Regions from separate parts of the Homo sapiens genome. Here region 1 is linked to region 2. The links are chromatin loops, found by intact Hi-C in ENCODE. Cell type or tissue: PC-9. All regions are shown on one strand.

The links. Hi-C counts contacts between places; a loop is a spot of excess contacts. Peaks named below come from ENCODE experiments on the same cell type or tissue, not always from the same donor. Only the 100,000 strongest peaks of a DNase experiment are listed, where the experiment ranks them.
Region 1: it touches region 2 in a loop (9-fold over the local background); 7 of 110 quality-filtered maps call a loop at or near these places.

What each region holds. Positions count from the first base shown.
Region 1 is chr10:98,268,587-98,271,086 of GRCh38, reverse strand. It overlaps LOC124902489 (a long non-coding RNA gene), which reads right to left. Exons shown (of 2, transcript XR_007062260.1): 1 at 1-2,500. Among named protein-coding and RNA genes, the nearest start is that of LOXL4, 1.6 kb to the right of the region's middle. In PC-9, no CTCF peak of the experiment used is centred here; a DNase peak (open chromatin) is centred at 1,496; H3K4me3 peaks cover 835 bases; H3K27ac peaks cover 1,728 bases.
Region 2 is chr10:98,459,668-98,462,167 of GRCh38, reverse strand. HPSE2 (heparanase 2 (inactive)) reads left to right here. Exons shown (of 12, transcript NM_021828.5): 12 at 2,429-2,500. Among named protein-coding and RNA genes, the nearest start is that of HPS1, 14 kb to the right of the region's middle. In PC-9, no CTCF peak of the experiment used is centred here; a DNase peak (open chromatin) is centred at 1,177.

The DNA.
Region 1 (2,500 bases), 190 kb after region 2:
CTGAGTCCTGAAGGCTGCTGAGGAGGAAGTTTGCCAGCAGGCATGGGCACTGGGCACTCCACCAGGGTCACTACTGGGTTCAACCAGGTGCACCCTGGAGGCCACCGCTTTCTGCAGGAGATTCTGGCCTTCCCACTTGGGAGGAAAGTACAGACCCTGACTTAGGCAGGAAGGGAGGGTTGAGAAGCACCCCATGGGGAAGAGATTCATGTTAGCTCCTTTCCCTGGGAGGAGGCAGGGAGAGGTGATGCTTACACATCCAAGTCCCTGGGTACTGGCTGAGGGATCAGGGGAGCTGCGGTAACTCCAGACACCTGCATGGTGCTTCACGGCTTCCACAACATCGTAAAGTGTTATTCCTGACCACTCCACTTTCCCCCCTCTCTACCCAGTGTATCAGATCCACCTTCCAAGGCACTTCTGGGAAGGCTTCAACCCTCAGACTTCCCTGCCCAGCATCCACACAGCCCTGTGCTTTCGCCGTCATTGATCACTTGCTCCCATCTGCAGATAACAGCTGTGTGATGTTGGCCAAGTCACTTAACCCCTTTGTGTCCCAGTTTCATTGTGTAAACAGGAGATGATGAAAGCATTGTCCACCGGTTTTTCGACCCCAGCCAGCCATGATGATGATAATGGTGATGATGCCTTGTCCTGCTGGTTGATTGTGGCTCTGTCTCCCCCACCACTCTGCAAATTCCTTGAGGACAAGATAGGAAGCACCTCTGGCTTGTCTGTATCACCTTGGGGACCAGAAACTGGCACGCACCGCTAGGTCCATTTATTCAATCCGTGAGCACTTCTGGAGCACTTGCTATGTGTCAAGCTCTGTGACAGGATCTGGGTTTAGAGATAAATAAGAAGCTCGGGGGTGGGTGGGGGTGTCCAGAGTTAAGGCAGACACAGACCATTATATAAAGAGTATGGAGAGGGTCACAGGCGCTGGGCTGAGGCCGGGTGAACATAGCCAGGCAGGAGGGAAGAAGAGGGCTTTCTCAATCAAATGAAAGCTGATTGAGATGAATCCAGTGGTCCCATCTGACCCCTACAGCAATCACATTTAAGGATGAGGAGATGACAACTCAGCCGAGAAAATCCCACTGTTAGTACGCCATGGGCTGGGGCTGGGACCAGAGCCCCTCACTTCTCAGGGTTGGGGGCTCACAGCGCATGCCTTAGAGATCCCCACTTCCACTGCTTCCCAGCCTTGGCCTCTGCCCAGAGTTGTGCAAATTAAAGGACTTCCGGGCAACATCCATTCATTCCCTGGTCTCTATCCTCCGCCCGCCCCTGCGCTCCAGGGTATTTTTAGTTCTGGGCAGCCAGGCCTGGTGAGTGATTGGCAGCAGGCAGAGCCCACGTTTCCGAACCCTCTGTGTTGCTTCTGGCTCAGCATGAGAGGTGGCTGGGCCCTAGGAGAGGGCTTAGGCATACCTGGCACCCAAGCCCACAGCTGCCTCATTGTCCCTGGGGGAGGAGCTGGGCTGCTGCCACTGACCCGAGGCTGGGAGCATTCTTTCCTGCTGATTCATCATGGGGAATGTTTTGGGCCCAGCTGGGGTGGGGCAGGGGCACTGGGGGGACATCTTGGACACGGGCAGCCAGGAGTGGATGGCAGGTCCCTGGCAGCAGGGTCATTAAGACCTGGCTGTCACCCAGGATCGAAAAGGTCCATCTTGACATCCTAGCTCTATCACACTCTGCCTGTCCAGGCTTATTCTTACTTGCACATCTGCCTCCCCCACCAGACTGGGAAGGCCCCCTCCAGCGTCTAGCACTCCAGCACCCTGTCTAGCATGTAGGAGAAAATCAATAAAGGCTTGTGGGATGAATGAACCTTTGGAAGGACGTTTAGGCAAGGTGGGGGCAAGAGGGGGAACCAGGTTGGGCAGCTGTGGGCCTAGGGAGGAAACCGGGAGGCTGGAACCCTCTGCCCATTTTACAGATGGGGCCAGTGAGGCTAAGGGCAGGACCAGGTCTAGGGGAAAGAAACTGGGGGCTTGGACTGGGGTTCAGGCACCTAGGTGCTCAGTTCAGCTGATGGGACTCCTCTCTGTCAGCCATGTCCACATTTCTTTAATTCTACAGTCCCTGCTCCCTGCACTAACACCCTCCTCCCGTGAGTCTGACAAGGGCCAGGACTGCATCATTCAGCTCTGTGAAGGGGTTCTCCCATTCACTGTGTATTGCCTGGAGGAGCAAGTTATGTCGCCTGGGGCTCAGTGTTCCCAGCTGCACAATGGGCAGCGCAGAGTTTCACACGGAGGGCGGGGGGGGGGGGGGGGGCGGTATTCAGTAAACTCTGGGTGACTCGCCTGTTCCTGCAGGAGAGCACCGCTGCACCGCGCCACCTCGACCTCTCTGAACTGAGCCCCGGCCTCCCAGAAAGGGCGTCTACATTGTCCTAAGTGACCGAGCTCGTGAGATTCGGCCCCTGTGACAGCCGGGCGCTCCCGTGCGAAGGGTGCTGTGCCGGGGGCCCTGGCACCCACCAGGACTC
Region 2 (2,500 bases):
ACAACAACAACAAAAACACCATATCTTAAGTATATGGTTCATTATGCTTTCAAAGCACTTTCATATTTCTTATTTCATTTCTTTGGTGCCTATATAACGTTCTTACAGATGCAAAAGCTACAGGGCAGTGAGGTTAGGGGATTTGCCAAAGCCATCTAGCTAGTTAGCAACTTGGCTCCTGGAATTCGAGATTTCAGTAGAGAATCTTCACCATGCTTCCTGGTTCTACTCTTAGCTTTTTAACCAACCAATAAAGAAACCAGAATAGGGCCTGTTCCAGGACAACTACTCCTTATTAGTATAGATTTTTAAAGGTTTGCTAATCACACGTTGTTTTGCACTCCCCAGAACCCAAAGATGTCAATACTGTGGGATCATCTGAATCTAAAAGGGCATTACCTAATTCTTCAGAAGAAAGGTTTGCACCTAATTCTGTATATGGGAGAAACCATTGAAGGTTTTCTAGCAGAGACCTGATATAAATTTGAGTATGCCTTAGAAAGATTAATCGGTATTATTGAACTCGTGTTTGACTGTGCTTATATCTGGGTGATAGATATTCATAGCACCTGAAACAAAATAATGAAAATACACTGTGAAGACCCATCTGGGCTTCTTTTGTAACTGAACCACTCTCCTCACCCTGCCTTCCACTCCAATGAGTAGGCTGTCTTCACTACAGAGGGTCACTTCTCATATTTGGAAGCAAAAGCTCCTTGCATATCTGATGCGGTCAACACTGACCTTCAGATCTCAATTCTCCCACCCCATGCCTTCCAGAGGCAGGCCTCGCTCTCCATATAGAAGCCTCCTACTCACTTATTCACTCAGTCATTCTAGCAAAGGGAGGGGGCCTGCTCCCTCTGGCCTATCAGATCTGGACCTAGCCCAAACTTACCCATGTGGGGCCAGGCCTGGATCTCTTCTCTGCCTAGCTCTCCATTGGGAGCAATTTACAACACACTTATCTCTGGGAATTCACTGCTCTATTGGGCATGGGTCTGATTATCTCTCTCTAAAGCAGTCTATCATTCATAGCACAGAAGGAACACTAAACAAAGACCTCTATATCAATTTATAACATTCTATTCTCTTTACAGCTCAGATGATGTCACGGCAATGTTATCACACTGGAGGTTGGGCAAGGCCCAGAAACAGTCATCACTATGCAATGTTGATTTTCTGAGGGTGACTCACAACCTTATTTCCAGCTGGTGGCCTGTTTCTGGCCTTTTCTGCTGACCCATAAAACTAAGCTTCCACCTGGGTGCATGGCTGTCAGGAACAGCTGGAACATTATCTGGATTCTGGTACCATAGGTCAAGGATAGGTGGCATTTCCCTCTATCCAGCATAAGATGAGCTGTTTCTCTTTTCTAAGTTTGCTATGTATGTAGTCCCCCTTCTCAGGGTGAAAGTGGCTGGCTATACAGAAAGGATAAAAGCAAGATAGATGAATTGTGATCACAAATGCCTACTTTATCACTTACTTTGCTGTTTTGCTAAATGGAAACATCTGTTAATATTAAATATGAAAACTCATTTTTTGTTTTTTTTAGGGACAGAGTTTCTCTGTCACCCAGGATGGAGTATAGTGGTGTAATCTTGGCTCACTGCAGCCTCAACCTCCCAGGCTCAAGTGATCTTCCCACTTCAAACTCCTGAGTAGCCACCATGCCAGGCTAATTTTGCTTTTATATTGTTTGTAGAAATGGGGTCTCGCTATGTTGCTCAGGCTAGTCTCAAACTCCTGGACTCAAGCGATCCTCCCTCTTCAGCCTCCCAAAATGCTGAGATTATAGGCATGAGCCACTGCACCCAGCCAAAACTCATTCTTAAATTAGAAAAAGTAGAGGTGTTACCTATGTCTCTGTCTCCCTTCCGTATAACCTTAGACAAGCAAGGTAATGTCAGTTATCTAATCTGTCAAGTAAATTAATGAGATATGAGTTAAATAGATTTCTGAAGTCATCTTAAGCCCATGTATCATTCCACAGGTAAAAACTCTTTAGGTGGAAAAGTCAAACTGAGCTGATATTGTGATTTTTAAAAAATAGGAATGAAACATTCCAGCTTCTGCATCACAGACTTTTCACTTGTCTAAATGTGTCTATGGAGGTAGACTACCTGGGTTCAAACCCTGGACCTCCAAGCTGTGTGACTTGGGACAAGTCACCTAGCCACTCTAGATAAAATGGGGATAATGATATTAATAGTTACTTACCTCAGGGGAGTGGGGGGGTTGTTGGGATGTTTGAATGAGTTATTAAAGTAAAGCACCTAGGTCAGAATCTAGGGCATAGCCAGTAACAATAAGTGTCAGCTGTGTGTGTGTATCAGACACTGCCAGGCCATCTGGGGCTAGGCTTTGTTGCAGTGGCTCCCTTATAATGCAATAATGAGTCCCATACTGTTTTTCCTCACTGTAGGTCAGTGCAACTGAATGGCCAGCCCTTAGTGATGGTGGACGACGGGACCCTCCCAGAATTGAAGCCCCGCCC